Linked DNA regions of Mus musculus: region 2 is linked to region 1. The links are chromatin loops, found by intact Hi-C in ENCODE. Cell type or tissue: heart. All regions are shown on one strand. Each heading gives the region's core, and the rest is flanking DNA. Links, peaks and the distances in the headings are about the cores only. Region 1 has its middle 58 kb from the start of Gm40118. Region 2 overlaps 4930564D02Rik (RIKEN cDNA 4930564D02 gene).

Region 1 (12,463 bases), core at 2,713-10,712:
GAGGCAAGGCAAGGACCCCAAAGGCTCCGAGGCTCAGCCTGATTCCAATTTGAAGCTGTCAGAACTGCAGTTAAAATTCTGATCAGCCTTGGTCTCAGGGGGTTAGGGGCTTCTCATGGCTGCTGGAGGAAATTACTCACTTGGATAAACCCAAATTAGACTTGGGAAAGTAGCACATTTCTCTTTACCCTGATGTCTGGAGGGTTTCTCCACTGGCCTGTCCCCCTCCTCTTCCTTCGCCCACTCCAGCCACTTCAAGTCACAGATCTGGAAAGTTCTCAGGCCTCTGCAATCTCTGGAGTTTAACAGACATGTCAGAGGCTATGCTGAAATTCAACAGTGCGGATAGTGGGTTGCGGGAGACCCATTCACGGGGATGATGGGCCTGGAAAAAAAAGAAACCAATGTGTCTTGCCAGGCTGCAGTCAGACCCACTGTCACTCAGTGGAGACATTAGGAAAGCTTTTTTGATGCTTCTGCACCTTCTTTCAGTGAAGAGCCCTCTGTCTCCTCCCTCCCTTTCTCCCTAGACTCCTCTGTAAAACAACATGATGAAAAGGCTAGGTGGGGCGAGAGGAAGGTTGATCACGGGAGTCATGGGATTTTTCATTGGCCATCCCCATGCTTGCTTCCTACCTTCACCTGATTGCACCAAAAGCTTGGACCCAGATTGAGTTCATCAGACTCTTGAATCTAGAAGGAAGGCATGAACACAGTCACACAGAGAGCAGCAGGCAGTTGCAGCTCCTGGAATCCAGTGTCCTGGAGATAAAAACCCAAAGTGATCTACTAATAGGTTTCCCTTTTGTTTAATGACAATACATTTCACCTTGAGCTGGCTGGAGTTGGCTCTAAAGAAGCTTAATTGCTTTAAGAAAAAAGAGAGAGAGAAGGAGGGAGGGAGGGAGGGAGAGAGAGGGTGGGAGGGAGGGAGAGAAAGAGAGAGAGAATAACCAAAAACCCTCCCCCTTGGGTCTTATCTTCATTTTCCCAGCTGTAGTAGTTTGAATGAGAATGGCCCTATAGCCCTATAGTATATTTGAATACTAGGTCCCCAGTTGGTGGAACTATTTGGAAAGGATTAGGAGGCGTGGTCTCTTGGAGGAGGTGTGTCACTGGAGCAGACATTGAGCCATTCCCAGTGCCCCTCCCTCCCTCCTACTTCGGGATCGAGATGTTTCTTGTTCCCAAGCCTTTGCATTGCTATCATGGTATCACGGACTCTAAACCTCTGAAACTGTAAGCCCAACTAAAGGCTTTCTTCTATAAGTTAGTTTATATTTTGACACCGCAACAGAAAAGCATCAAATATACCAGCCATTCTTCTGGCTTTTCCCTCAGATCACAACTGAACAGCACCAGTATTCCCTAGCCACCATCTCCTGAACCCTTCATTGAGATTGGGCTCCCGAGCACCAGGTTCTTTCCCTGTTGAGATGTGCCATGTGCTCACCTGTATCCTTCCCCGTGTCAGTGTGTTAATTACTTATAACAAAGCTATAGCTCTTTGAGGCTTTTTGGACATTCTATTCCCCAGCCCATAATGCAACGCCTAAAACATAGGAAGCACACAGTAAATATTTGTTGAATAAATACATGAATAAATGAAGACATACACACTAATCTTCTCCCCTCCTTTCTCATGGGAAAATAATAGAAATTAATTACCTGGTGCAAATTATTATTCATCTCAGAATACAACCAGTCAGTCAATAAATTAGGACTAATTGGAGTGCCAAAGTCTGTATTAATCTAAGCAGCTTGGACAAATATGCAAAATACCAGGAAGAGGGGAAGGGGAAAGCTTCCTCTTGAAAACGGTGGACTACACTAGGTCCCACTAAGTTTCTTTTTGCCTGATCTGAAGCAATCTATTCCTCTGCTTTTCATATCTGGAGAATGGACAGTTAAGAGTTACAGATAATGGACACTGAGGCTGTAGCTTGCTTAGAGGTAAAGCACTTGCCTTGCTTGCCCAGTTCGATCCCCAGCACTACAGGAAAAAATTATCATTAATGATTTATTAGGTTTGCAACTGGCTCTGAATCAATGAGCAGATACTTCTAAACTCTCACTAGATCCAAATGAGATAGAAACCTCTGGGCAAAATTCTACTTTCTGTCTGGCTAATGCTGCAGTCTTGTGAATACTTCACCTCTATCTTATGTCTGGCTCAGAAGAGCCACTGTGAAGATGGTGGACTGAGAGGCCCTAGGGCAGTGGACAGGAGTGGAGCCTACGAGGTTTTTCTCAGGGAGCCTGTTTCTACCATCCCTATGAAGGAGAGGGAGAGAGAGAAAGAGAGAGAGAGAGATCTTTCCTGCCCCTAGGCTAGCAATTACAGGAACCAAATTGTCTCTTGCAAGAGGCACTGTGTCTGGTGTCATTTCGACATACAATAAATTGTGCTGCCCATCAGGCTGCTAGAGACCAGCCCTTGCTGGCATTTCCTATGGCTCCCAGAAAGAGCCCATGCGGATGTGAAGACAAGTCAGCCAGCTGCAGCCAGAACCAGGAGTAACCCCTGCTGGCTGAGGGAGTGTCATTCTGTCACGCAAGGGCCCAGTGCATGCCTGAAAGGGCACAGCTTCAAACTGGCACCAGCGACAGATCTGCCAGACTTGTCTTCTATTTGTCAAATCCCAGCAGAGAGAAGGATAAACAATTCAAAGCAGTACAGAATAAAACAATGGCATGAATGTGATGTCTATTATTCTAGGGCAGTGTGTGTGTGTGTGTGTGTGTGTGTGTGTGTGTGTGTGTGTTTAAGACACTGATACTGCCCAGTCCTCTTATCATCACCGGCCTGGATGGTCAGTAACTTTTTCATGGGTCTCATGACTCCATAGGCTCTCTCCTCACCAGTCCTCTCTCATTCTCTCCCTCTCCCTCTCATTCTCTCCCCCTCCCCCTCTCATTCTCTCCCCCTCCCCCTCCCCCTCCCCCTCCCCCTCTCCCTCTCCCTCTCCCTCTCCCTCTCCCTCTCCCTCTCTCACCCTCTCCCTCTCCTTCCTCAGAACTTCTCTTTCAGGGATAGGGAGATGGTTCATTGAGTAAAAGTGTGAGAACCTAGATTTAAATCCTCAGAACAATTAAAGAGGCGCAATTTGAGCCCTCCTGCTGCTGCTTTGAGATGAGAGACAGAAACAGGAGAATGCCCCAGAGTGTGTGTGATCCAGCTAGCCTGGGGTATGCAGATGAAAAGCAGCAAAGAGATCTTGTCACAAACAAGATGGCAGGCAAGGACCATCACTTGAGGTTGTCCTCAGGCTTCACACTGTGGCATTTGTGCACCCACCCAGAGTAGCACCATAGATGCATACATATACACTATATACACCCTCGTTTAAAAAAAAAAAAAAAACCCTCAGTGTTCATAAAACTTTCCTGTTTGTACTCCCTCCAAAACGGTCCCATCTCTGCTAGGATGGACACCCCCATTTCAAATGTTAATACCTTACGGGATCTTTAAGGTCTATCCTAAATATTCCCTCATTTATGACACCCTCCTCCACTCTCACTATGCAACCTCAGAAGTTCAAAGTACCTCTCCCTCTAGAAAACAAAACTGTCAGTAATTATCAATTTCCTAGTACTTGCTTTCGGCATTATGTGCATCGTATTGATACTATTAGTACTCCCATTTTATAGATGAGAAGGCTGAGGTTTAGGCAACTTACCCAAGATCACAAAAACTCCTCAGTTGCACAACCAGAGCTTGGACCCAGAACTACTGGCTCCAACAAGCTCCCATAATTGTTGCACAGAATTCTCTCTTTCACCCAAAGGAGTAAGTTGGGATAGTGTGATTCCCAACACCCAGATGAGCTCATAATCTAAGCAGTGATAGATTAATTCTGATGCCAGGAAAACTTTTCATCAAGGTCCCTCACCCTTGAAACTCTCCCTGAGTTTCCAGAGCTAGCCTAGAATTTTTTTTTTTTTTTTTTTTTTTTTTTTTTGGAAAATGTTCCACTGTGCTACATTTTAACCAAATTTTGTCAAAGCGGGTGTCTCTATCCCAGCCTCTTTCTATCACTGGCTGGGTCCAAGCTGCACTTAAGGATACAGAACAAGGAGCCGGGCGTGGTGGCACATGCCTTTAATCCCTTTAATGGGAGGCAGAGGCAGGCGAATTTCTAAGTTCAAGGCCAGCCTGGTCTACAGAGTGAGTTCCAGGACAGCCAGGGCTACAACAGAGAAACGCTGTCTCGAAAAAAAAAAGAAAAAAGAAAAGAGGATACAGAACAAGGGGAACTGAACTGAAGTCACTGATCATGGGTTATTTATATTCATGCAGTTCATAGCTGGAGCTGGAGTTAAGCTAGGGCCATGCACAAATGACTCTGGGGGAAAGTCCCACCGTCTCTATCAACAACTCCAACCCACCTGGCTTCACCACACAGCAGTGCAGGAACGGAGGTAGCATTGTGCAGGAATATAACTGAGACATCTCATGCTGGCCTTTACCAGAACTTCTGAGTCACAGAGTACAAACCTGTAGCACTGTCCCCAAAAACAAATCTATCAGTGAGTAGAGTCTCATGTTTTATGAATCTTATCAATAATTCAAAACAGACTTGATCAATTGTGTTAGAAGAAAAACAGGCTTATCTTTTTTATTCTGCCTTGAGGACATGACGTGCCAAAACTGTTGTCATATGAGGGAACATCAAAGAGTATGTAACCTAAAACATGGGAAGAAAGTTCTGGAGAGATGTGCCAGCTGCCTAATTAATTTTTCCCTCTTGTTACTTTTCTGTCTTTGTGCTGTCTATCCTCTTTTGAAAAGTATAGTTTATAATTACCTGTCTTCGTGTTTGTAATAAACATCCAATTTTATACCTAGCTCTGTGTCCACAATGCTATTTCCTTTTTCTTAAATAGCTTTTGTCCTAATTGATCACATTTTGCCCTTTCTCAGAACAAGCCCTGGATCTGCTCTCATGAATCCTGGTTAAAAAACGAAACAGCAGCAGCAGCAGCAGCAGCAGCAGCAGCAGCAGCACTCTTGCTATGCAGTCCCCATTTCACCTTCTAAGGCCCCTTTCCATCCAGCTGCAATACTGCAATAGTCACTCTGGTCTGTATATGCATTCCGGACCACAGCTACAGTTTCACAGACTCTCTGATGTTCTCCACCATGGGTACACATATTTATGGTTGTATTTTATCTCTTCCCAGTGACCCTTCTCAAAGTCTTACAAAGACTTGATAGAGTTTCCAAAGATGAGCCCCATCTAGAGACAAGTGATTTAGAGCAGACAAGGAGGGAACCCTTTGGTCCTGGTCTGTGTGCTAGTGATGGCAGATATGGCTATGATGTTCCTCTCTGTGTATTCAGATTGCATGGGTAGGAGCCTTCCTTCCTCTTTCCCTGCATCTTAGGTGCTGAAGGGCATTATTCTGTGATCTTCCTCTTTTCCTGCCCACTTCTACCTCTCAACTGTGCTAATTGGACTACTACTAATATGATGATCTTTGAAAGGAGCAAGAATGAGAACAAGGAAAAGTTCACAGTCCCAGATTTTTCCATCATGGGAAGAATTAGAAAGAGTTCCTGCAGATAACCAGGGAGTATTCCAAGGGAAAATCAGACCCAGTCTGTTTCTGCCAGGTTTGAGCCAGGAACAACCTGATACACTCACATTCCCTGCAAGCAGGAACCAGCCTCATCCGTGAGATAAGAGGCCCTCCAGGGAGTGAAGATAAAGCACTGAAATCCATTTCAAAGATCAGAAGGTGTGGCCCCCCGCCCAGGAAACGTGTCGACCAGCCAACTAGATGGGGATGAAAAGAAAGAATATTGGAATCACACAATTACTGTCTGGCTAAATTAATTGTTACATTCGTCTAAATGGATGAGACGTTTTAATTAGCAGGGTCTGGTTGTTTACCGAAATTGAATATTTGGCATGTGGGTGTTATGTGCACATGTGTGTTTGTTCTAGTGGAGCCCAAGCCGAAGCAAATCTACACTGATTGCTTTCTCCACGGGTGAAGGGAATGGAGGTGTGGAAAAGCCAGCCTTCTCTCTGCAGATCCTCATCTCTGAGCCACAGCCCTCACCTGGCCACCACAGGTGACCTTACAGCTGGAGGAGACATCTGGGGGGGGGGGGGTCAGGGTTAGAGTCAACTGAGGGCAGAATGGGGAGGTAGAGAGCTGTGCCTGATGGAAGATTTGCCCACTTGGTTTGTAGTGGTTGGTTTGGGAGTCTCCCAAATATGCCTGTAGAATGTGTGCCCCCAGGGGGCAGCAGAGGACCAACCCTTGGGTAGTCAGCTACATAGTTACTCCATTGTAGCCAGAAATGTGGGTTTGGTTAAACAGTGATTAGTAACAGGGAGAAAGAATTATCTAGAGAAAGTGCAAAGATTCAAACCACCTGGGGCTTTAGGCGCCCTTGCCAGCGGGAAGGAAGAAGATCCAAACTGGAGGAGATCAGGAAGAAACAAGCAGGGGCATTAAAAGCTAAAAACAGGTTGATGTCTATCTCAGGAGGGACAATGGAACTGAGGACCCACTGTGCAATTCAGAACCCTGTAGCAAACCACCAAGGTGTTGGACCTGTAACATGAACAGAAAGCAAGGATGGAGCCTACCACTGGAGATGCCATCTGTAAGGAATGTCAAAACATTCCTGGAGATGTGGGAAGCTAGCGCGTTCGCCAGAATCCCCCTGCCAGAAGGACTGTGGGGGTTAGTTAGGCACATGGTGAGATCACATGGAGCTAGAAGTAGGTTGGATCATTTGAAAAGAGTTCAGAGAGACAGGAAGCAAAAGCAGGGCACGCCCCTGTTGTGTATACTAAACTATGCTCTTAACCTTGAGCCTTTATTCCACTGGTGGGATATGCATGCACAGTTGGGAAGAGACTGGCTAGGAACAGCACTAAAGAGTCAAGGCCTATCACCAGCTAGGGACACAAAGCTCTCAGCCCTAACTAAAAGGAAGACAAATCATGACCCTAGCAGGTGCTCAGTCTAGATCTAGCTCCATTTGCAATGGTCTGTGTCACTAAATTAGAGTGGGGTAGGGGACCTCCGCTGTCCCCTGCCCACCTACCTACTTCAGGGTCTGAAGAATTAGAGGCCAGAGCATCTTTTCCAGAAACTGAAAGAGTTCTTCTGCCTTCCCCGGGCTGGACCAGGGACAGCGCCTCTGCCTAGAAACAGAAAACAAAGACTTTGATTCCGCCTCTTTCATTTCAGAGTCTGTCACTAAGGTCTGTCTTCATCTGTTATAAAAAGATGCCGGAACGATGCTCGTGGCTACACAGTTGGCAGATCGGAGGCAATGAGATTGTCTCTGGACAGGAGAAGATAATCTCATTTTCTCTGTCTTTTTGATCAGAGGAGCAAGTGGGGGAATGAAATTTCATGCAAGTTACTCCTTTCTGCTGCAACTGATCGTAAGCGTTACTTAACGTTTCTTGAACGCTGAAGAACTGCGAGGCACCAATGATTCCCCCTTGAGCTTGGAAGCTGGAATGGGCATAAAATCAGAACCAAGCAGTTTCAAAGAAAGCTAAATTCCCAAGATTATCTTACCCAGGCCACATGTCTCTGGGCTGGAGTATGCAAGGAAGAGGTGTGGCCACACTTCAGGTCTTTCCCACTGGTCACTTGGAACCTGGCTTGCACTTAGGTGATTCCCTGCCACCACCATGGATCACATCCGAGTCATTTCTTCTTGCTATATGGAAGAGAAAGACTACTTGACAGCTAAAGCAATCAGATCTGCCTTCTCAGATGAAAACCTATGCCCCAACATCCTTCCCAGTCCAGCACATCAAGGCCACATCCTCCTATGTGGATATGGGAGCGGCAAATGGAATGCATTTGAATGAATTACTCTCTCCTCTGGTCTCAATATCTTCGTTTGGGGAAAAAAATGACACAGTTGGGGCAAATAACATCTAGACCCTCTCTCATTTCTCTCTGATTTCAGACTCACTGTCAAGGAGAAACAGCCCAAAGAGGAAACTGAGATGAGTCCCCCAGCTACCGACAGGGGGCTTGTGAAAGGAAACTAGAGTAGCAGAAGCTGTGGTGAAAGAAGTGAGAGGAAGGAGAGAAGACAGAAAGGCTTGAAAGATACTGCTTTAAGGGGTGTTTAACGTGCGTTGCATTTCTTCTTCTGAGCCTTCGAAAGAAAGCCACTTGAACCAGCAAGGCTGAGTGCCTTGGGTCGGGGAGCTAAGGGAGTTGTCTCTCTAGAGGCTGGAGTTAATGGGGGTGCATGTGGTGGTCTGTGAGGCCCCAACAGAACCCTGCCCTAGGATGGAGTTAGCAGCTTTGTGGTGAGGAGGCACCCATGAGAACCTCAGTGGGCTCATGTGCTCAAGCCCTGGTCCAAGTCACACCACCAGAGGCCATTGCACTCTGAAGAATGGAAGACCTGTCTCTCCAGTGCCAAGATATGGGAAGATGGTTTGACAGGCTCTGAGAGCTTTAAAGCTAGAGACAGCACGGAGAAGGGGATGGAAGACAGAGGTTTATAGAGTGATGGAATTAGTCCTTCCATTTGTATGGAGCTTCCAATGTGTGAAGACCTCGAAATGCATCATCTTGGTAGCATCCCTGCAACCCAAAAGCCATCAAGGTGGCTGTTCCTCTCTACTGTTTTGTAGGTAAAGAAGCCAGAGTGTAAATGAGTTGACTGGCCTGCCCAAAGTCGTGAAGATAACTGGATAGAGACTCAGGAGTAATTACAGACAGACAGATAGATAGACAGACAGACAGACAGACAGACAGACCCAGGCCCCATTGCTCCTCTGTCTGGCCTCTGGCATTATCTGAACTTTTCTGTTTTTATTCTGCAAAGCTGAGTAGAAACAGCTTGGGCAGTTGAGGCAGATGATGGGTCTAAGTAAACAATCAACAGGTCTAATCTGCTGTTTCTCCTTTCTAGGGCTGGGACTATGGCTCAGTAGTATAATAACAGTTGGCTAGCATGCTGGTTTTAACCTTAGTCCCACACACTGCAGAAGAACTCCTTTCTTTAGGATAGACAATGAATGGGGTAGAGGGAGTCAGAAGGCCTGATTTCAAATCCTGCTCACTACTTCTGGCTATGTGATCCTAGATCAAATTACTAAATTTTCTAGTAATTTTTCCTTCTGGAAATGGAAAAAGCAGACCTCTTGACAGCTGAGAGCACAGAGAACAGACCTAACGACCTTCAGCCTTAATAAACTCAGTTCTTCTGTCCACTGCAGACATGAGCAGTCACTTTTTCTGAAATCTGCTAACAAATTCTCAAAGACCTCTTCTACCTTAGGCTATGGATAGTTATTGTTTATTACTACCTTTGTGGTTGCTTACCAAGCATTTGTTCTGACCCAGACACTGTTCAGTGCTTCGGTGCTTAACCTGCGTTATCTTGTTTTGGAGTCTAGGTTTAGTTGATGTTATTGGTTTACAATTTTTGATTGTAGAGTCTTGCATGGCCCTGGGTGACCTTGAACTCACTAGGTAGTCAAGGATTATCTTGAACTTCTGATCCTTCTGCCTTCGCCTTCCAAGTGTTGAGATTAGGAGTATGTCCCTGATGGGCTATCTTATTTAACTGCTCTATAACAGACAAGAAGTTCAGAAGCTCACCCAAGGCTACTGTTAACAGTGGCAAAGATGAAAACAGGCTCTAAAGCCAGAGCTTTTAACCTATCCAGGCTTGAGCTGACCCTGCACACTCAAACATGGGGAAGAGTGGGATTCCTTTCTTCATGTATGAGTATCCCGCCTTGGAACCTGAGGAACCTGGCAAATTGGGAAGCAGCCTGGCCAAATTGAAAATGCCAGACTTAATCATTTATGCAAATTCCAGGATTCTGTTTGTTTAAGAGGTTCCGAGTTGAGATGCCTTTGGGAAGCTGGGGGATGTGGATGATCTCAGAAAGCCGATTAGTACACAAAGGGATGTTATCCCTGCTGGAGAAGACAGGCAAGCACTGAGAAGTTCAAGAAAACTTACCGTGTACAAAGAATTCAATTAGAGAAGCAGCCACTAAGATTAAGAACAAAAATGAGCATTAAGAATAGGTGCCCTTAAACTTTATATGTCCCAGTACAGGAGAACGCCAGGGCCAAAAAGGGGAAGTGGGTGGGTAGGGGAGTGGGGGTGGGTTGGTATGGGGGACTTTTGGTATAGCATTGGAAATGTAAATGAGCTAAATACCTAATAAAAATGGAAAAAAAAAAAAGAATAGGTGCCCTTGACACTTACAGAGGAGTTTGTTGTCTGACCTCCAGAGATCATGAAGTGACACACAAAGATCTGGGTGCCTGGTACTCAAAACAGACAGACCCTGGCCCTGTATAAGTGAGGAAGGAAGGAGGGAAGGAAGGAAGGAAGGAAGGAAGGAAGGAAGGAAGGAAGGAAGGAAGGAAAGGATGATGGATGGGGTGAGTGGATGGATGCATGGATGGATGAATGGATGTGAATGGATGGATGAATGGGAGGATGGATGGATGCATGGATGCATGAATAGATGGAAAACAATTCTCTTACTGAAGAATGTGGCACATTTCTTAACATCCAATAACCTCGGGAAACTCAGGAGACTGAAGAACTCACTGACAATAGAAAAATAGAAAGTCAGGACAGGGTAGGAAGCTCACCTTGCTAGGAAGCTGAGGATGGATAGAATTGCACTAGCTTCCTGAGTCCTAAAGCAACAGGGTCACCAAGCAGAGAAGGGCCACTCCATGAGGGATATGTAGCCTCGACATAATTGTTTGTTTTCCTAGAAATTGACGTATTGGTAAAACCAAGGTGGCCTACCCTTCTTGTTAGCCTGCCTCACTTCTTACCCTGCAAGCCTACCCTAAATCCCAGGAGTTTCCCATTAAGTGACAATGCCTGGAGGACCTAGCACATGGCAATGTACATGCTAGATATACTCATAAGACCAATTTCATGGGGACGCAGCTTTTTTCCATTTCTATGCCTCTGATTTTAAAAGTCACTTCTAAAAGATTCTAGTCAGTTTAGAACTCAGTGGTAGCAGCTACAGTTCAGAGGCTCCTAATTTAGGCAGGCAGCTAGGCTGGGGACTCATGTGGATCCTGTTTTAGCTTCAGATTAACCTAACACCACCAGTATTTAATTAGTCGCTGTGCTGGTTTGAATGAAAATGGCCCATAGACCCATAGCGAGTGGCATGATTAGGAGGTGTGGCTTTGCTGGAGGGAGTGTGCCATTGGCTTTGAGGTCTCAGGTGCTCAAGTGAGGCCCAGTGTCTCACTCTCTTCTTGCTGCCTGCTGAAACAAACAGAATTCTCAACTACTTCTCCAGCATGATGGTAATGGACTAAATCTCTGAACTGTAAGCCAGCCCTTAATTAAATATTTTCCTTTATAAGAGTTGTTATAGTCATAGTGTCTCTTCATAGCAATAGAAACGCTAAGACAGGCCCCGTTTTACTGGGGGAAACCCTGAAGCTGAGAGAAGTTAAGAATTTGACCCAGGGGGCTGGAGAAGTGACCTGTGGTTATAAATACTAGCTGCCCATCCAGAGGGCCTACAGTTGATTCCCATTATCACTTGGCAGCTCACAATAGTCTACAACTCAAGTCTCAAGGGATCCTACACTACACCCTCTTCTGTCCTCTTTGGGCATCAGCCATGCACATGGTACATAGACATGTAGGCAGGCAAAACACCAATACACATTTTTTTAAAAAAAAATCATAAAATAAAATAACATCTTTTTTTTTTTTTCAAAAAAGAATTTGACCCAGAACATAACTAACCAACGAAGGACCCAGTTTTGAGACCCAAGACATGAAAATGATTATGAAACCCCCTCCAGATATAAGGCAAAGACAAAACGCTGGTGATAAAACAGATATAAAGAACTTTACAAAGATCTTAGTTTTCCCATGACTCTTTTAAACACAATTGTTTAAAAGTAGCTCAGTGGCAGCTGCTTACAGAGCCTGCATGCTAAGCTTGCCCGTTTTTCTGAGCTCTAACACAAAAACATAATCTCCCCTCTCCCTTCTTTCTTTTTCCAGTATACCCAAGATATGCTATCAGACATTCTGGGCTCCCTCAGTATTCTCTGGGGACCTCGTGCCCCATCGTATTGAACTGCTTGCTAATATGCATGCCTAACTTGAAAGGCATGACTCTCCTCCTTTTTTTTTTTTTTTTTTTTTTTTTTTGACCTCCCTCCTTCTGGTAACTGCCAGGATTTAGAGCTTGCCTGGCCTATTGTTTTTCTCTCAAACTCTAATAAAATGATCCCCAAGCTTAAACAAAAAGAAAAGAAAAACATACTTCCTTGACTATAAGTAAATCTACCAGGATGAATAACCCAGGGCTGCCTACTCTAAATGATGAGTTCTTTTATTAATTTTTGGCCAAGTTCATTCATACATATATACATACATTATATTTTTATCATAGTCACCCTCCACTCTGCCTAACTCTCCTCAGATCCACACACCACT
Region 2 (12,463 bases), core at 2,459-10,458, 88 kb after region 1:
TTTTTCAAACATACAATTTTTTTCAAACATACCATTTTTGAAGTAAGATAGACTCAAACAAATGCCTTAGCAACGAAAATAGATGCAAAATAGACTCAGAAGAAGATGATCAATGCAATTAGTCATTAGAAATACAAATTGGCACACCATGAGGAACGACCACATGCCAACATAATGCTTGCAGGTTTTTTTGTTTGTTTGTTTGTTGTTTTGTATGTGTGTGTGTGTGTGTACATTTTTTTAATATTTTTTATTACGTATTTTCCTCAATTACATTTCCAATGCTATCCCAAAAGTCCCCCATACCCTCCCCCCCCACTTCCCTACCCACCCATTCCCATTTTTTTGGCCCTGGCGTTACCCTGTACTGGGGCATATAAAGTTTGTGGGTCCAATGGGCCTCTCTTTCCAGTGATAGCCGACTAGGCCATCTTTTGATACATATGCAGCTAGAGTCATGCTTGCAGTTTTTAAAGGCAACACAGGTGCTATTGAAGATAGAGCCGTTGAGATTTTCATAGTACAAACAGTCTGGAAAGAGTTGGGCAGTTGCTTCAAAAGTTTTACATGGAGCTGGAGAGATGGCTTAGCCTGCAAAGCTCTTGCTGAGCAAGGGTAAGGACCTGAGTTTGATCCCAGCACCGACACAGGAAACGAGACATGGTGGCCCACACATGTAACCCCAGCACTTGGGAGGAAGAGACAGGCAGGATCCCTAGGGCTCATTGGCCACTCAGTCACTCCTACCTGGCCAGCTTCAAGTCAGTGAGAGATTCTTCTAAAATACAAAACGAAACAAAACAAGTTAACAGGTTCTGAGGAAGGGCACCCAAGGTTGACCTTTTGCCTCCACACATACGTACACATTTGTGCACCTGCACACACACCAACATGCACACAAGTCCATGCATAAACACTCCCACACAACAAGAGCCTAGAATCTCCCCACTTGAGAGACCAAGCAGAGAGATCGCTGTGAGTTTCCAAGGTGGTACTCATTTTGAAGGCCTGAAGAGGTCGTGGAAAGTAGCTCGGTTGGCCTCTACTCAATATAAAAACATGTTTCCCTTTAGGAAGAATGAACTGCCCACAACAGAGCTTTGAGCTGGCCGTGAGAAGACGAGGGAGCGACAGTCCAAGAAATGGATGGTCCTCAGCCAGAAAACAGCTTTATAAATTACATTAATCTCTTATTAAGACTCTGGAAGCATCGCTTAAAAATCTTAGTTGTGCTTTATAGCTTTTTTTTTTTTTTTTTGAGAGAGAAGTTTTACAGTATAGCAGTGTTAGCAGAATTGGAAATTTGAAAAGGCTTTAGGCCTTGCCCCTCGAGAATGTCAAAAGCGCCCAGTAGCTCTTGGTGAATACTGTTTGAGTTGCATTATGATTGTGTGTTTAGCTACCTCCTCTCCCAGGTCAGAAGCAGTCATTTGGACCCAGTACCAGATTATCTGGGGTCAGATGTCAGTTCACTTAACAGCAAGGTGGCCTTGAACGCGTTATTTTTACCTCTATGGGCCACAATTTTCTCATCCTTAAAGTAAAATAACACCTGACTGATGGAGTTAATTTTCAAAATTAAATATGGCAATACATAAAAAGCACCTCAATCAATGTCTGACCCATCAAAATCGATTGATAAATTCCAGTAATTAGCTTGAGCGTTCCCTCCAGGGCAGAGTTTACATCTTAGAGGTGGTTTCTAAGGCTTCTAGGAGCACGTGAAGTGTTTGGCGTTTGGTATGGCCTCAAAAAGAGCTGGATGGATAAATGAGTCAGTAAATTTTGTTCCTAACGTCTGCCAAAAGTTTGTTCCTCACATTTGAGTTGTTTTATTGATAGTGTGGTGTGCCATTGTAGGGTTCTGTGCCCGTGTCCGCTCAGCCACTGGGCATGGCCGCTTGGAGAGGCAGAACGCAGGGCGTTTGACTGTGTTTATCCCACACCGCTGGCTGTTGGGCTGTAGGAAAACAAGCGCTCAAGGCACTGCTCCAGGAGTGGAAAAGCACAGTCTGAGACGTGGAAAGCCGGAGCAGGTTCGGTGGTCCCGGGCCTGTGGGCCTGCAACAAGGCCGGGGCCGTGGGGTTCTCAGGATCCAGGCTTCCTCTCATGGTCCACTGCCCTGCAGGCCATTTTACCCGGACATGCCTGATAAGATGGCACCACTAATAATGGTCCTCCTTCCCACCATGACCACAGCTGCCACTGTAATCAGTTATTGCAGTTACTGAAGATCATAGTGCAATGATCCTAAGAGCAGAGAGGCAGAGATGCTTAATGGAGCCACACCCTTACCTCTGTACTGCATCTTGCCATCACGATAAGAGACAAGGTCTAGCTTCTGACCAAAGTGTCCAAGAGAGATGCAGACAGCCCACTGCCTCGAGATTCCGGAAGCCCCACCTGGAATCGATTCTCAACCTAGCACTCAGGGTGATCCTGCTAAAATCTCTACTAGGTCATGTCACTTCTCTGCACAAATACCATTTCTCCTCTTACTTGTAGCAAATCCCAAGATTCTCACAGTAGCCCAGTAGGTCATGTCCACCCTCTCGATTCATTCCTTAGCCCATGGTCTTCTTCCATGGGCTACTCCAGCCCTTTGTGTTAGAACTGGTCCTACTGCAACTCACACATTCCCAGGGGGCTCTCGCTTGGAGTCTTTACGCTTAACCTTCCCTCTGCCTGCTATGCTTTCCCCCAGAAATTCATCAATTCTCTCTTCAAAGGCCTTCTCATCAAAGAGGCCTTTTCTGTCCTTTTGTCTAAAACTCCCTAAGAGTAAGGACTTTATCCAGCGCATTCCTCCACCCCCGCAACTAGCCCAATGTGTGGCACAGCAGATTTAGTGAGCTTATCGATTGTCTAAGTGAAGCAAACCCCAGTTCACTGGTCTCCTACTTGTTTCCCTTCGAAGGCAAAGTCCTAAAGGGTGACTTCTCCAATGGTGAACTGTGCCCAAAGATGGCTCCTTGACCTGAAGCAGAATGGGGAACATAGAAGCAAACCATTGGAGCAGAGAAGGAGCAGCTGACTAGAATTCTCTGCTGGAAAAATTGAGGCTCCATGGCTCAGTGCAGTGAATTTTGTCTGTGTTTCCAAAGCATGGTATAATGTGTCAATGTCCAAGAAGCCTAAATAACCATCACATGACTTTGTGAAATGGGTATAATGAAAGGGGACACAGAATTATAAAAAGAAAAGGAAAAAGAAAGGAAACCCTTTCTCTTTTTTTGCGGGGGGGGGGGGGGGGGGAAGGGTGTCGAGACAGGATTTCTCTGTATAGCCCTGGCTGTCCTAGAACTCACTTTGTAGACCAGGCTAGCCTCAAACTCAGAAATCTGCCTGCCTCTGCCTCCCAAGTGCTGGGATTAAAGGCGTGCGCCACCACCGCCCGGCTTGGAAACCCTTTCTTAAATGTCCAACCTTTTGACATTGAAATATGACACTGTCACCAACAAATGTGTTGGGTCACATTCTTTTCTGTTTTAAATTTATTTATTTTATTATTTTTTGTGCATGGGCGTTTTGCTATGCACATGCCTGGTGTGCCCTCAGAGATCAGAAGACAGTGTGAGACCCCCTGAGACTGGAGTTACAGACTGCTATAAGTCACCCTGTGGGTGCTGGGAATCAAACCCAGGTCCTCTGCAAGAGTAACAAGCGCTCTTAGCCACTGAGCCATCTCTCCAGCATCAGTTTTAATTCAGTGCCCATTCCTGTTTAACAACTTTTTTTTTTTTTGAAACAGGGTCTTACTATATAACCCTGGCTTACTATGTAGGTCCAGATGGCCTTGAACTCACAGAGATCTACCAACCTCTGTCTTCCACACACTAGAACTAAAAGCATGTGCCACCATACCTGGTCACATTCTTGAGGCTCACGTGACCCAAGGGCTGAAAGTCAGACAAGCCTGAATCATTGATGAGGTTTTTCTTATAACACACATTTTAAACAAGTTCTTCGGGCAATCACTGTTTGTATTGGTTAGTTTTGTGTCAACTTGACACAGCTGGAGTTATCACAGAAAAAGGAGCTTCAGTTGAGGAAATGCCTCCATGAGATCCAGCTGTAAGGCATTTTCTCAATTAGTGATCAAGGGGGAAAGGCCCCTTGTGGGTGGGACCATCTCTGGGCTGGTAGTCTTGGTTCTATAAGAGAGCAGGCTGAGCAAGCCAGGGGAGGCAAGCCAGTAAAGAACATCCCTCCATGGCCTCTGCATCAGCTCCTGCTTCCTGACCTGTTTGAGTTCCAGTCCTGACTTCCTTGGTGATGAACAGCAACATGGAAGTGTAAGCTGAATAAACCCTTTTCTCCCCAACTTGCTTCTTGGTCATGATTTTGTGCAGGAATAGAAACCCTGACTAAGACACTGTTCTTTTAGTTTTGTTTTAAAAACAAGATTTTACTATGCATCCCAGGCTGCCCTTGAACTCATAAAGTCTCCAGTCTCTGCCTTCTGAGGGCTCAGTTTACAGGTGTGCACCACGACACCCAACTTCAGGCAGCTCTTACTGTGAGCTAAAGAAATGTCTTAGAAAGGACCTTAGAGTTTCAGTAAAGTGTGAGGCTACACATTAAAATGGAAAGACCTGACTTTCACAGGCAAACAGGCCTGGGTTCAAACACTGCTGTCACTACTTATCTGTGTAGCATCCTGCTATTACGTGTTCCTGAGATCCTAGGATCCATTTCTAGTTGAAGTAGAAAGCTATGCAGATTCTATTAAGACATTGAGATGGCTGAATAAGTATAAACTGTACCTGGAACACAGTACCGTTAATTATGGCAATGTGCTATTATAATTAGTCTGTATGTGGAGTCATTTCTCTCCTTCCACCTTTATGTGGGCTCTGGAGATCAAACTAGGATTGTTTGTGTAACAAACAACAAACGCCTTTACCTGCTGAGCCATCTTGCCAGCTCACTAATAGTAGTTTTTATAGCCTCTGTCTTTTTCTGAGTGCTTAAAAATCTCTATAAAATGTTTTCTTTCCCCCTCCCTCTACTCTCTCTCTCTCTCTCTCTCTCTCTCACACACACACACACACACACACACACACACACACACACACACACACTGGCATCACAGAAGTAAAAAGCATACAGTCCAAAGAGCCTATTCTGCAAATAAAAGAAACCCTCTTGCCTCCCTCACTAGAGTACCTCTTCACTCCTCTGGAGTAGACCAGGGGACACATTTTTGCTCTTAACTACCATTGATTATTAGTAATAAATCCATATATTCTTAGAGTCTTCAGTCTACCAGAGTTCTCACGTGCGTTATTTGAGGACTGAAGCTGGAGAAGGTGGCAGAACTCCCTCACCACTCACAGTGACAGGTCTGTCTGTGAGGATATTGTTGTGCCTGGATTCAGAGACAACAGGGCACACACTCCATTAGGAAGCGGTCCCCATCATCAGGACCTTAGAACTGCAAGCTTGAGGACAGAGGAGAGAGGAGCAGAGGCCACATGACCCTTTTGCTTCCTCTGCTGCCCTGAATCACCAGGGCTCTGACAAAGAGCAAAGGAGTGGCTAGAGTTGATCTCCCCGCACAGTGTCCCAGCAACCAACCGGTTCTGCTCAGGATTGCCAGCCTTCCACAACTCCACACTCCCACCTGCTGGATGCTGCCTTGCAGAGCTGGGCCATTCACCGCCTGCTCTGATTGCTGTTTCCCAAGAGTCAGCCGCTGCTTAGGGAGCCATGGCTGGAATGGAAGGAAGCACTCAGTTACTTTCCTAATCCTACTTGAGTCTCAGTCTATGATGTTTTGTGACCTCTGCGCACTCGGAACTTTAAATTCTCCCAGCTTGTAATCAGGGGACACAGCCCTGGCTTGCCCTGCCCTGCTTGGATGAAACAGGAAAGAACAAACTGCCCACTCAGCCAGATGGAAAGAATTGAGACATTGGTCAGGGGACTGCTGTAAGCGTCATAACGAAGGGGATTTATCCCTTACTCTGCTTTTAAGCAGAGGCATCCAGTAAACAGACGGAGAAGAGAAGGCCCAGAAAATCAAAGTGAACAGCCATAGGGAAGAGACTTGATTTCCTCCATACTTCACGGGTATGTTGACACCGCTCCCACTGCAGACACATGTGGACAATCACAGACGAAAGCTCAACCTCTATACTTTCAGACCCTCATGGAGTCACCCACTGGTGTTTTGTCCATCTTCTTATCCATTTGTCTTCTGGACGTGTTCTTCTATGCCCTTGCCAACCTCATTCTGGCAGAAAAGAAAGTTTCTTCAACCACAATACCCTCCTTCTGCTCCCTCCCGTTGCTGAGTCCCGACCTCCCCACCCAAGGATGCCAGGTCCTCACCGCCCTCTTCAGGAAGCTGTTCTTTCTCTCGGGTGATTTCTGATTTCCTGCCAGAAGGGGAATACCCAGGGTCAGCACCCTCCTGTCTCACCTCCCACCTCTACCAGATCCACATCATCTCTCTTATATGTCACTCAAAGCTCTCTGTGTGCTTAATGGTGCAAGATTTGTCTCTTCTGATCATTGTAACTGACCCTGATCCTCATCAGCTGACAACCTTCCCCACTAACCACCGAGTATCAGCTGTCACCGTCATGCAGTGACCAAGTGCAAAGCCCACCTACCTGACACCAAGTCTTCTCTCAGTATCACCCTCTCTTCCAGTCCCCTCCACCTGCTCCTCCTCTAAAGGCCATCAGTGGCTCACGCCTCTCACATGTTAAGCATTAACATCTCGATTTAGGCAACAACTCTACCCACTTGCCTCTGCCTCCCACTTTCCCACGCCTGACCTCCCAGGATTCCAACACTTTAATCTTATTCCTGTCTCCCTGTTTATCCTCTCTTCCCAACCCCCGAAGTATGTCTTTCAAACCCCAGTCATGGTAGCCCATGCCTTTAACCTCATTTCTCAGGTGGCAGAGTCAGGCAGATTTCTGTACGATCAAGGCCAACCCTCACTACATAGTGAGACCCAGTCTCAAACAAACAGCAAAACCTAAGCCTCTGAGCAGAATCTTAAGTGACCCCTCAGTTCCCCCGACCCCTCAGTTCCCTCTGCTCCCTTTGTCTTCCATGCATAAGCTCTAGAAAACCCAGACCCCAGAGTCAATCAGTTTCCCCACCATTTGCCCTGCACTTAAGCCTGGACTTTGGGGGGAAAAAAACTATATTCTTGCACTAACTGGTCCCTTGGTACATTTCTCAAAAGGCCATTACAAACCCATCTGATTCTCCTGTCTCTCACCAGGCTGTCTGGCCCTTTCCTTGATGAGTAAAATTAAAGTCAAGAGTAGCTAGAGAGATGGCTCAGTAGTTAAGAGCACTTGTTGTTGCAAAAGACCCACATTCAATTCCCAATGCCCTGATGGCAGTTCACAACTATCCATAAGTCTAGTTCCAGGATACACATGATACACAGACATAGATGCAAGTAAAGTACTAGTACACATAAAATAGTAACAACGACAATGATGATGATGATGGCAGTGATGGTGATGATGATGGTGACAATGAAGAGAAATCCAAGAACTCGGTCTTTGTTTTGACCTTGCCTCAATCTCTACACTCAGAAGAAGGCCCTCTACTCAGAGTCGGCCTGTCAGCTTGGGCCTAAATCCTCCTCTTCCATGACAGAGATGTAACTCCATGATGGAACGCCTACCTAGCATATTCAAGTTCTCACTATGTGGCCCAAGTGAGCCTCAAACTTAAGATTCCCCTGCCTCAGCTTCAGTCCTTGAAGAGATGTCACCATGATAAGATTGCTACCACAAAAATAATGCCTTGGGCATTGGGAATCAATGTTGTGGGGCGTGGAAGGAACAGCCTTCAGGGAAGGGCCAGATACTACTGGTTACCAAGTGTTGCTAGCCTGGGCATGCTGTGTCAGCTACAGGAATCTGACAAGAAGAACACTGAAACGCTCTTCCTGCCTGTGTTCCTTCAGTGCCCTCCACTGACAAAGCTTAACACTGAACCAGACAGCGAGGAAGAAAGAGCTTCAGGATCCAGCGCTACCACATGTGAGCATGTGGGGACCAGAGGTCAACACTGGGGGTCCTTCTTTATTGCCCACCACCTTTTTTTTCCTTTTTGATTCAAGATCTCTCACATCACCAGAAGGTCACTGATTCATTCAGGCAGGCTGGTCAACACACTTCAACAATCAGCCTGCTCAGACTCTCCCCATCCCAACCCATCAGCTACACGCGCACCCAGCATTTATAGTCATGGCCACTATGGTTGCGTTTGTAGGTGGATTCTGGGGATCTGAACCCAGGACCTTATGTGTGTGCAGCACTGCACTGTCTGAGCCGTCTTCCCAGATCCTTTTAATTCTAGCCAAGCTGCTGGGAAATGGCTGTCACTGTCATTTCCTCTCTTCCATCCCCCTGCCGTCCCTTTTACTGCACATCTCTAACACCACTCTCCACAGAAAGCTCTATTAGTCAAGCTCTTCCATGAAATACACAGCAGATTATTTAACTTTGCATTTTTTATTTATTTCATGTGTATGGGTGTTCTACCTATATGCGAATCTGTGTGCCCCATGTGTGCCTGGTATCGACAGAGGCCAGAAGAGGGCTTTAAATTCCCTAGAATTGAAGTTACAGATGGCTCTGAGCATCTCTCGGGCCCCAGGAATCAATCCTGGGTACTCTAGAAGAGCAGCCAGTGTTCTTAACCTCTGAGCTGTCTCCCCTGCCCCAGTAATTTTTATCCTTACCCTTTTTCATTTGATAATTTTGAAGGATTTTGCATTGAGAACAACTATAGTCTTTCTTTGAATTCTGTGGCATTCCTCATGATAAACTATATTGTTTGCTCAAAATTCTCCTCCTTTTGGCATGGTTCATTATGAACACTGCCCTCACTAACATTTGACCTACATATGGGACTTGTATTGGCTAGCAGGTGATGTATGAAAAAGAAGTGACAATGTGATCAGTCCCAAGAAGAAGCTATAAGACAACTGCAAACGTCTAGCCACCTCCTTGCAACCCATCCTTCAGCAGCAGAAAGCAAAAGGCCATGTAGCTGCTTCTCCACAAAGCCTGAGTCCAGAATGAGCCACACAGATCAGACCTGAACAATCCCACAGCCAGAGACTCCAGTGCCGATCCACCCACCATAAACACAAAACCAACAACCACGCTTATGGCTTTAAGACGGTAGGATTCATTCAGCAAAGAGGAAAAAACTGAGAGTCACACCTAGACAAAGCCAACAACCACGCTTATGGCTTTAAGATGGTAGGATTCGTTCAGCAAAAAGGAAAAAACTAAGAGACTCACACCTAGATAACTTATTTTTTAATGGAGGAAGATACAAGTTAAAAATATCAGGAATGGGGTTGGAGAGAGGGCTCAGCAGTTAAGAGCACTGACTGCTCCTCCAGAGGTCCTGAATTCAACTCCCAGCAACCACATGGTAGCTCACAACCATCTGTAATTGGATCTGATGCCCTCTTCTAAAGAAAGAGACTGTGTGCTGATATACATCAAATAAATAAATAAATTATATATCAGGAATGAAGAACCAGTAGATCTTAAAATAATGTTTAATATACAGATTCCTTAAAAGACAAATTACCAAAGCTGACACAGGAAAGTTAGAAAATACAAGGAGCCCTTTACTCACCAAGTATATTGATTTGATTCTTTAAAAATCTTTTCTACAAAACTGGGGTAAGCACATACTTAAGATACCAAGCCTTTTGTTCAGTTCCCAGCCCCTCAAAATAAAAATTTTCTATAAGAAAATCCCTAAGTTAAACCGCTTCGTTAATGAATACTACCTCTCACAGCAGAAAAAGGGGTAATTTAATCTGTTAGTAGGGAGCTGGAGAGATGGCTCAGCGGTTAAGAGCACTGGCTGCTCTTCCAGAGGTCCTGAGTTCAATTCCCGGCAACCACATGATGGCTCACAACCATCTGGAATGGGATCCGATGCCCTCTTCTGGTGTGTCTGAAGACAGCAACAATGTACTCATATATAAAATAAATATATAAATATAAAGTTTAAAAAAAATAAACTCTATAGAGACATAATCTGTTAGCAGTTGTAAACTGCCAATAGAGCCTAACAAACACATAACAAGAAGGTAAAAACTGGATCAGCACCTCCCAGAAATATCAATACAATATCCCTAATAAAACACTAATAACTGGAAGAAGTAATGTATACAGAAGGATTTTGAAAGAATTTATCATAATTCAAGAGTTTCTCAAGAGCACAATATTTAGTCAAATAATCAACATGGTTTGCTACATCAAGAGAATAAAAGAGACAAATCATATGATTATCTCAACAGATTTTTAAAAATTAATGACTGTTCAGGGTAAGGCTCTCCACAAACAGGATAGAGAAGAGTTTCTTGACTCAATTAAGGACCTACAGAAAGCCTAGTGGTCACATCCCACATAATTATTAGAGACTGAATACTCTCCATTCTAACAGCAAGAACAAAGCCAGAAAGTCCTTTCTTTACACTTCTCTTCAACACTGTGTCGAGTTCCTAGGGTAGGAAGGTGTGAAAGAGACAGAAAGGCTGGCAGAGACCCAAAGGGACAGTGAGAACTGAGCTTCCTACCCTCACAGCATGACCACGCTCATAGAAACTCCTTAGGAATCTGCTGCCAAGGCAGCACGAAACAAGGTCAAATGTCAGAATCACTTGTTTTGTTGGTTTTTTTTTACTATAAATGAATAATTGGGATTTTTAAACTTAAATACCATTTACATTAGCACCAGGACTTCTAATCCTGACCAAAATGGAATAACAGGGAATAGATGTACACACACTCGCATTTGAAGCAGATAAAACTCCAGATAAAATGTATGAAGCAAGTTTTCAGACATTAGCGGCAAGCAGCTTGGATGTGGATCCTAAGCGACAGGCAGCAGGGGTGAGCCCCGCAGCTTTCTTGGGTGGTGGCAGGAACAAGTTTCAAAGTGTTTATCTAAGAAAGGGGATCCCCAAATATCTCTCCATTCAAGATGCCAAACAGGCCAGGTCAGAATTCAGAGATGAAAATAAAGAGATATCCAGGATATCTGGGGAGGGTCTCCATCCATGCTGACCCACGTTTGCATGAAGAAGCTGTCGCGGAAGGCTAGCTGGGCACTCTTTCACCAAATCCAGATAGATGTCAATGATAGCCAAGGAGCAGGTCCCTGGATGTTGAAGGGCCTGAGTTCCAGAGTCTCACAGCTAAGCTTCCAAATCCAGAGGCTTACGGCTCTAAGCCTCAAGGATGAGCGGTTTACACTCCCTGCTCTCTAAGCTGGAGGCTTACTGCTCCAGGTGCTCAAGGCTTACCGCTTACAGTACCAACACTTGACAGCAATCGGTAGAGCCCTGAGCTTTAGGTATAGGGACTCCCAGCTCTCTCACCCTCAGCAGCTCTCTCAGACTCTTCAGGCATCTGGCAATGGCTCATAAGCCTAGACTCCTTCCCTCGTCTTCCGTAGTCTCGGCCTCTCCATCATCTCTTACCTTCTCAGTAACTCCAAGGCCCTTCATAGTTTTATGGTGTTCAGAGTCTGCTGCAGCTCAGGGCGTTAGGCATCCCAGCACTTTGCTCTTGCCAGCTCTCTGGAACTCTTAGCTTCCTCTTTGGTGTGATACTTTTGAGCTTTTCTTATCAAGCCCATTAGCCCCCTGACAACTCTACAATTTTTCGGAGGCCTCCACTGCTGTAGCTATGGAAGTCTGGTTTTTTGTCTGCCCTTCATGCTCGCCTGTTTTGCCCATGGGTAGGCAAAAGACCATTCAGAAGAAGTCTTTTCTGAGACCTAATAATCCAGCATGACCGTGGGGGATGGGAGAGTCACTGAGGATGTCACTGGCGTGGGAGGATGGTTAGTGCCCGGGAGTGAAGCCTCCTAGACTAAGATGGAACGTGTAGAAACGGCATTGAGGACATGCTTGTTTACAGACTATAATTTTGTCACTCACTGCCCCAGTTTCCAACTCTACCAATCACAAACCTCACATATGGATCAGTCATGAGCCTTGATGGGGAACCAATCAGAATGCTCACTTGGGCAGCACATATACTAAAATTTAGAGCCAATCAGAAGCCTTACATTTCACCAATCCCCGGCTTTTGCTGAGGGGCGGAGGCCGTGCTTCCCCTCCTGTCCTGAGTTGAGACGAGCTGTCCTATGACAAGCTGTCCGGTGAATAGGGCCACCTGATTGTCTTATTTGGAATGGGGTCTACTGAAGCTGGTGCAAATTGCCTCGAGTGTTCCTGACCGGAGCAGTCTTCCCAAAGCAGGAGTCACCACTGAGGCGATCCTTTGCAGCTAGAGTGGAATGTTTAAAATAGCCAGCTGGCTGCTACTTCTGCTACCTCAACTCCAGCTCCAGAGGGTCAGATGACTTCTGTGAATGTTGACCACATACACACCTGCTACATACTTGCATGCAGAAACAATACTTTCGCAGAAAAATGAT

The links. A loop is a pair of places that touch in the nucleus more often than their neighbours do. Peaks named below come from ENCODE experiments on the same cell type or tissue, not always from the same donor. Only the 100,000 strongest peaks of a DNase experiment are listed, where the experiment ranks them.
Region 2: it touches region 1 in a loop (10-fold over the local background); 11 of 42 quality-filtered maps call a loop at or near these places.

Annotation. Positions count from the first base shown.
Region 1 is chr3:105,159,356-105,171,818 of GRCm38, reverse strand. No RefSeq gene overlaps it. Among named protein-coding and RNA genes, the nearest start is that of Gm40118, 58 kb to the right of the region's middle. In heart, for the core only: a CTCF peak has its summit at 6,256 (motif pointing right); no DNase peak of the experiment used is centred there.
Region 2 is chr3:105,071,553-105,084,015 of GRCm38, reverse strand. 4930564D02Rik (RIKEN cDNA 4930564D02 gene) reads right to left here. Exons shown (of 5, transcript NM_029228.1): 3 at 6,338-6,384; 4 at 6,170-6,239; 5 at 5,210-5,717. The coding sequence starts at 6,196. The coding sequence ends at 5,433. Among named protein-coding and RNA genes, the nearest start is that of 4930564D02Rik, 11 kb to the right of the region's middle. In heart, for the core only: a CTCF peak has its summit at 5,637; no DNase peak of the experiment used is centred there; H3K27ac peaks cover 380 bases; H3K27me3 peaks cover 378 bases.